3 separate regions of the Mus musculus genome follow, and regions 1 and 2 are each linked to region 3. Evidence: chromatin loops called from intact Hi-C (ENCODE). Cell type or tissue: left cerebral cortex. All regions are shown on one strand. Region 1 overlaps Arhgap21 (Rho GTPase activating protein 21). Region 2 overlaps Enkur (enkurin, TRPC channel interacting protein). Region 3 overlaps Gm33940 (a long non-coding RNA gene).

Region 1 (2,500 bases), 1.4 Mb before region 3:
AGCAGATGTCCACAGTTAGAAAATTGAGTTCAGCCATACAGTCCTAATCTCATGTCTGAATATTACACTATGTCAGAATGGTGTTCACCTAATTTTCCCTTTTGGGTGTTTGAGACAGGGTCTCACTGTGGAGTTGGGGCAGCCTTGGAGCTTGTCCTCTTCCTGGCAGCCTACCCGGCACTGTGACTATAGGTGTATACCATCACACCTGGCAGAACTCTTCTACTTGTACATATAAAGGAAGTGGGAATATTTGAGCATTGTGGATGTGGAGAAAACCAACAGGAAAATTAGTAAGAATTGGGAAGCCTCAGTACCTTTACACATGAGAGAGATGTGTCTATCACGATGCGGCAAGAAATGGGAACTGTAATTAAGGTGACCCTGATATAAGTTCAAAGGGGACTTTTAAAACACATACGGTGTTGTGGTTGCATCTAGGACCGTTAGTAGACTTTAGTTCTTTACTACCTGGGGACAAGCCAGCCCTGGACAGTGTTCATGGCCTCATCTTTCTGCATGTTTCCTAGGGCTCCTGGGGATCCGGGAAGGATCAGTATAGCAGGGAACTGCTTGTATCCTCCATCTTCGCAGCTGCCAGTCGCAAGAGGAAAAAGCCGAAAGAGAAAGCCCAGCCCAGCAGCTCTGAGGATGAGCTGGACAGTGTGTTCTTTAAGAAGGAGAATACGGAACAGAGTCACAGTGAGATTAAAGAAGAGTCCAAAAGAGAAAGCGAGACATCAGGTAGCAAGCAGAGGGTCGTCGTTGCCAAAGAAAGTAACACTAAGAAAGACTCGGGTACAACGAAGGAGGAGAAGAAGATACCGTGGGAAGAACCATCCCCACCACACAGCTCCAAACGCAACAGGTCACCAACCCTCAGCTGTCGCCTGGCCATGCTGAAAGAGGGCCCCAGATCACTTCTGACACAGAAGCCCCACTGTGAAGAGACAGGGTCTGACTCAGGCACTCTGCTTAGCACGTCTTCCCAGGCTTCGCTCTTGAGGTCCTCCACTAAAAAATCCACCAGTCCGGAAACCAAGCACAGTGAGTTTTTGTCCATTGCTGGTACCACCACCTCGGATTATTCTACCACATCATCCACTACCTACTTGACCAGCCTGGACTCCAGCCGCCTGAGCCCTGAGGTGCAGTCAGTGGCCGAGAGCAAGGGGGATGAGGCTGATGACGAGAGGAGCGAGCTGGTGAGTGAAGGACGGCCAGTGGAGACCGACAGTGAGAGTGAGTTCCCCGTGTTTCCCACCACCCTGACTTCAGACCGGCTGTTCCGAGGAAAATTCCAGGAGGTTGCCAGGGTGAGCCGCAGGAACTCCGAAGGCAGTGAGGCCAGCTGCACCGAGGGAAGCCTCACACCGAGTTTAGACAGCCGCAGGCAGCAGTTCAGCTCCCATAGACTGATCGAATGCGACACACTGTCCAGGAAGAAGTCTGCTCGCTTCAAGTCAGACAGTGGGAGCCCCGGAGACACCAGGACTGAGAAAGAAACTCCTGCCCTGGCCAAGATGTTTGACGTCATGAAGAAAGGCAAGTCGACAGGGAGCCTCCTCACACCCAGCAGAAGTGAATCCGAAAAGCAGGAGGCCACTTGGAAAACAAAAATAGCAGATCGTTTAAAACTGAGACCCAGGGCACCCGCAGACGACATGTTTGGAGTTGGGAATCAAAAACCTACTGCTGAGACAGCGAAAAGGAAAAACATCAAACGCAGACACACGCTTGGAGGCCACAGAGATGCTACTGAGATCAGCGTCCTGAGTTTCTGGAAAGCTCATGAGCAGAGTGCGGACAAAGAGTCTGAACTTTCGGCTGTGAATCGGTTAAAACCCAAATGCTCAGCCCAGGACCTTTCCATCTCAGACTGGCTCGCCAGGGAGCGCGTCCGCACCAGTGCCTCCGACCTTAGCAGAGGCGAAGGCCTCGAGCCCCAGGCTGAGAGCCCCAGCGTGCTGGGAACACCCATCAGCACCCACTCACCACCGTCTCAGCAGCCCGAAGCAAGGGTTGCTGCTACCAGCACCTTGGCTTCAACCAGCCAGTCCCCTCTTTTCACACCACCACAGTCACCTGACCAAATAAACAGAGAAAGCTTCCAGAACATGAGCCAAAATGCTAGTTCTACAGCTAACATCCACCCCCACAAACAGTCTGAAAGTCCAGACACTAAAGCAGAGACTCCTCCCTGACTTTAAGCTGGGTCTAGCCACTCTAGCAAGGAAAAACTACTGTTACACAGTCTAGTAACTGTAAATATTTTTCTTGTACCAGAATTGTTATTATGCAGCCTTGCTTTGGGCTGGATTCACCATTTTGCACTGTGAAATAGCTTTACAGTGCATTACTACAGCCAGAAGAACACACGTATATATTTAAGAGTATATTGGATAGTTGTATACAAATAAGCAAGGTGTTTGTTGCAACTCACTACATAATATATTCCCCAAATTACTGAAGAAAGTCGCTGCCTCCTGCAGCCAAATTG
Region 2 (2,500 bases), 1.8 Mb before region 3:
ACCCAGGTTATTGCGTGAATGGATATTAGGTTTCACATATGGTTCCTCTATTTTGAATAAATGGGCCATTTGACATATCGTTGTTGTAGTTTAATGGAAGAGGTCTATCTGAAGTGTGAGGCATCAAGAGATGAGCAGGGCGTGACACTGTCATTTACACAGAGCAGTTACTAAGCACCTGCTTGTCCTCTTCTGCCACCACGCTGACCCTTAAAGAAGTGGCATAATGATTCTTTTTACATATATTTTGAAAGCTTTCTATAAGACAGTATCCAATGACTTCATAAAACAAGAGAATTCATTTGGGGAGATACCTCAGTAGTAACGAGCTTGTCTGATGATTGTGGCACATAAAACATGGAATGTGGTAGTACATGTTTTGTTTGTGCATAGGGCCCCTATGTGAACATGGAAGGCATTGATTGACAGGAAAGTCCCTGGAAGCTCATGGGCCAATTAGTCTGGCATATAGAGGAGACCCTATCTCAAATAAGGTAGGTAAGGACCAATACCTGCCATTGTCCTCTGACCTCTCCCCAGGCATCATAGCACCCACATACCCTTAATTATAAATACTACACACACAAACACACACAAACACGCACACACACATAACATAAAAAGCAAACTTTATCTTATTAGTAGCTGTTGAAAATGGGCCATATGCAATTATGATACTTAACATTTAAAGGATGAAATCATAAGCACAAATAAAGATTTATTAAATGTCCATTCTCTACACAATATTAGCCTGAGCCATGAAGATACCGCAAATGGTATGAGATCCAAGTTTTGCTACAGAAAGTGCTTTAATTGGATTAGTGAGACACGATCTCTAAAATGCACCAGATAGACAGGAATTGTGAGTGTGTGTGTGTGTGTGTGTGTGTTGTAGGTGTGTGGATCTCAAGCTTAAGAAAAGCCCAAGGTAGTTGTCAGCACCGAAAGATCTTGCTGTTGCGTGGAGCTGCAGAGTAAGAAGCACCTAGACAGCAGGGGGAGCTCTAGAGCTAGGGCTTCTCTCTGGAGGCGACATGATGGAGTTTTGAAAATATACAGGGAGGGGGTAGTCACGGCAGGCAGGAAATGCAGAATTATAGATCATTTGGTGGAGGAAAAGGCTCGTAGCCCATTATTTTTCAATTATTACTTGTCTTCAGGAAGCGCATCCCTCTGCAAAGGCCAGATCATCATGCCTGCAGGACTGCATGAGGGTGGAAAACAGGAACAGGAAGGCCTTCCTCAGAGTGCAAAGGCTCCTGTGCCTTTTGGCCATAGTGGAGAAACATTCTTTGCCTTCCTCTTCAGGTCACCCCAGGACTTCCATTTGATGCTTCACTGGCAACATAGTAAACCCTTCATGGAATGCCTTACTTTCCAGCCAGTGCATAGCTACCCGGTTATAAGGCTAATGGTGGCCCTACTGACGAGCCTTGCTTCCCACTCAACTCAGAACTGCAGAGTTCTATGGTACAATGGTTGCACATGTGCCCTGAGCTCCTTCTTCACACAAGTAACAGTCCCTTTGCACCTGATTCCAAACACCTCACTCTATAGATGAGGAGATTAAATGCAAATATAATAAGCAGTTCACCTGTGTGTTTATCCCTTCCTTAATATGTGGACATCTATGTGTTTATTGTCAAGAGCCTAACACACAAAATAAGCACAGTCCTTACTCTAGTGAACTGGTACACTTGCCTTTGGCCACATATCATTAAGTTGGTGAGTCAGGACTAAAGTCACACCTAACAAACCCTGGGCTGCTGTTTTTCCTACTACAGGCAAGTTGGGTAAAAGGGAAGTTGTATGAGTTCTGGGCTCCAGTGGAGAAACAGAACACGGACTCAGCTGGGGTTCTGAGGGGAGTTTTGGAAGGAATGGTAAAGAGAAGTGAAGTTCATTGAAGGGAACCAGCAAGGCCCTGAGACCTCCAAGACCAGGGAGAGGGAAATACAGCAACATTTATAGACATAAGGACTGCTGTGCGGTGGGGGGAAAAGGACCGTCAGTGTTCTCAGTACATAATGAGCTGGAAAGACCTCACAGTACAGGACACCTGAAAGTGTGTTCAGGAATGTAGATGCAAGAGGTAGAGGCACAATCTCTCTTCCCTCCCTCCAGAGCGCCTTCAAACTCAGAGGACAGAAGGACAAAAAGCAGGAAGTCCATTCTAGCTGTGTCACAAGGCAGGGCAGGAAGGTAGAGAGTGTGTGGGAGCCAAGGAGCCAAACACAGAAAGTGAAAGGCAATTTTTATGGGTCATAGCTCACTATTTGAAAATTTACATCACAAATAATATTATTTGAGTACAAAAACAAGAGAAACAAAAATGAAAAAAGTTAAAAAGACAAATTTCTATTGCTCCAATGGATAAAAGACCATTTTTGTAAACAACGACAAAAAAGGGTTTAAAAACAACAAAGGGGTTGCGTCAACATGATACAAAATTATATTGAGTTTCCATCCTTAGTTGTTGACTTTGATCCTGACAGTATTG
Region 3 (2,500 bases):
CATCAGTCTCACTAAATGGATCACTTAGTCTTTGAGTGCACTTTCTTTAAAGACAAAATTCTTTCCTCAGACATGGAGAATTCTTAGAAGAAGGCAGAGTTAAGAGAAGTCATGTAGTGAGGCTGGAACTACAGTAGCTTGTGTGTGTGATCTTCGAGAAAGGTCTGCTGCCCCAGCCAGTGGATAGAAAGACAAGGGTGGAAATCAAGAGCAAGGGGGATATTTGAGGAACTTAGCTGCATTTACACTCCACTTTCCCAACGGATCCTGGATGTAGAATGCCCAGTCCCAGCAAGAGCCAGGCACATAGGACAACCAGCCAGCCAGCCTTGTATACTTGAGGTAATTTGGGAACGGGGAAGGTGTATTGGGGCAGCTTTGCAGGCAGAGCAGGTCCTGGCCACGAAGAGAAACTCACTGTCAAGCGGCCCCTAAGTTAAATTGGCATTTAGGATGCTGTTTGTGGAAAACCTTGAGGAGTGACCCTCAGATGATGTCTTCACTGGATTTGGTCCTCGAGACTTCTGTACAATTTCACTTCTTTCCTAAGGCGAGAGCTCTTTCATCATTTCCCACCAAGGAGACAGTACCCATGCTTAAGTACTTAACCACTGCAGTACTGTTTGCTAAGGTCTGCGGTCAAAGTAAGAAAACACAGAATTCACGTAGCCAGTGCTGTTCTTTCTGAGTTTTCAAATGTCTGAGGTGGGAGGGGGTGATGGGGCAAGGAGAAGGGCAGCTCGGTGGATGATTTCTTTTCTCTCTCTCTCTCCCTTCCTTTCCCTTCCCATCCCTCCTTCCCTCCCTCCATCCCTCCCTTCTTTCTCTGTATCTCTGTCTGTGTCTCTGTCTCTCTGTCTCTCTCTCCCCATCCCGATTTCAAACCCTCCCTCCTCTCCTCCCAGTCCTATGTTCACAAGCCCCTCCCCCATTTCCCTCCTTCTCCTCAGAGATGGGGATGTCCCCCATGGGTACCTACCAACCCGGACGGATCAAGTCAAAGCTGAACCAAGCAGAAACCTCTTCCACTGAAATCCAACAAGGCCATCCAGTTAGGGAAAAGGAATCCAAAGGCAGCCAGCTCCAACTGTTAGGGGCCCACATGAAAACCAAGCTGCATATCCGTTACAAAAGTGTATGGGGCCTAGGTCCAGCTCCTTCATGCTCTTTGGTTGGAGGTTCAGTTTCTGTGAGCCCCAATGGGCTCAAGTTAGTTGACTCTGTAGGTCTTCTTGTGGTGTCCTCTCTGGCTTCCTCAGTCCCATCCCCAACTCTTCCACAAGATTCCCCAAGCTCGGTCTAGTGTTTGGCTGTGGCTCTCTGGATCTTTCCATCAGCTGCTGGATGAAGCCTCTCAGGAGACAGTTATACTAGGCTCCTGTCTGCAAACATAGCAGGATATCATTAATAGTCTTAGGAAGGAAAGCCAGTGAAACATTCTAAAGCAGTCTTTTGGCTCCCTCTAGTGGAATAGTACAGAATTACTTGCCTGGCATTAAACTCGGTGACAAGGAAAGGTCTGCCTTGTTTGGTAAATAGAGAAGTACTCTTAAATTACCCCGAACCCTCGGCTGTATGACAAGGATGGAGGACTTGGCTAAGGACTTTAGCTAAACTCGTTAGACCGAATTTAAGTGACAAAATGACTAAGCTCTCTGCTAAAAAGGATGTGACATTTTGGCAATAACCCTGCTAGCTTTGAAAACTAGCTCTTTCTACCCTACCATCCCCATGCCTTAGCATTCTATAAAAACCCGCACTTAGTAAAATTCTCAGTAACCCCAATCCCACACTGAAGAGTTGTGACGGTGAAATACGCCCTCTATCGGTTTAGATACTGTCCCTCCGGTGAGCCTTCTCTTTGTTTAGAAGCCCCAAACAGAATGCATGTCTACACAGAGGATGTTTTTCCACATTTTACTGTTGGGAACTCTTCCACCCTCGACAAGATATTAGTTACAAATTCACAACAGTTTGTTAATAGCAACAATTAGGATGACGAACATTTTAACCCCTTCTCCCTTCGCATGTGGATCCAAGGAGCCCGCCGCCTGGAGGTCAGAGCCGGCACTGCAGGATTTCCTACGCGGGAGTCTTTCCCTTCACCTGTGTCAGCTGACTCTTTCCTAGCCACTGTGCTTCAACACCCTCTTTGCTCTTTACAATTCTGCACCATTAATAAGATGAAACTATATGGTTCCCTGAGTTCATTCCTCGTTGTGATGGCAGTCACACATCGCAGGAGAAGTGACATTAGTCTGGGAATGCATCTTGCTGCCTCAGACTTCTGCTTCTGGTTGTGGAGGTGGGAGGCTGGGGTGGGGTTGGCGCTTCACAGAGAAGCTACTCCCTCCTTCCCGCTCTTCTCTTTCTCTCTTCTCTTCTTCTCCACCCTCCACCCCTTCTTTCTTAGACCAGGCTGCTGACCTCAAACCCGCCTCCTGAGAACTGGGACTACACAGCGATGGTGTAAGGTCCTGTACCACTGTACCCAGCTTTT

Evidence for each region. Peaks named below come from ENCODE experiments on the same cell type or tissue, not always from the same donor. Only the 100,000 strongest peaks of a DNase experiment are listed, where the experiment ranks them.
Region 1: a loop joins it to region 3, with 4 times the contacts of the local background. A loop is called at or near these places in 2 of 42 quality-filtered maps.
Region 2: a loop joins it to region 3, with 7 times the contacts of the local background. A loop is called at or near these places in 2 of 42 quality-filtered maps.

What each region holds. Positions count from the first base shown.
Region 1 is chr2:20,848,416-20,850,915 of GRCm38, reverse strand. It overlaps Arhgap21 (Rho GTPase activating protein 21), which reads left to right. Exons shown (of 24, transcript NM_001081364.3): 24 at 531-2,500. The coding sequence ends at 2,204. Among named protein-coding and RNA genes, the nearest start is that of Arhgap21, 120 kb to the left of the region's middle. In left cerebral cortex, no CTCF peak of the experiment used is centred here; a DNase peak (open chromatin) is centred at 1,530.
Region 2 is chr2:21,186,270-21,188,769 of GRCm38, reverse strand. All of the region lies in intron 4 of Enkur (enkurin, TRPC channel interacting protein), which reads left to right. Among named protein-coding and RNA genes, the nearest start is that of Enkur, 18 kb to the left of the region's middle. In left cerebral cortex, a CTCF peak has its summit at 998 (motif pointing right); DNase peaks (open chromatin) are centred at 24 and 997.
Region 3 is chr2:19,414,201-19,416,700 of GRCm38, reverse strand. Gm33940 (a long non-coding RNA gene) reads right to left here. Exons shown (of 3, transcript XR_374043.4): 1 at 980-2,500. Among named protein-coding and RNA genes, the nearest start is that of Gm33940, 1.3 kb to the right of the region's middle. In left cerebral cortex, CTCF peaks have their summits at 1,476 (motif pointing left) and 2,049; DNase peaks (open chromatin) are centred at 1,463 and 2,064; H3K4me3 peaks cover 617 bases.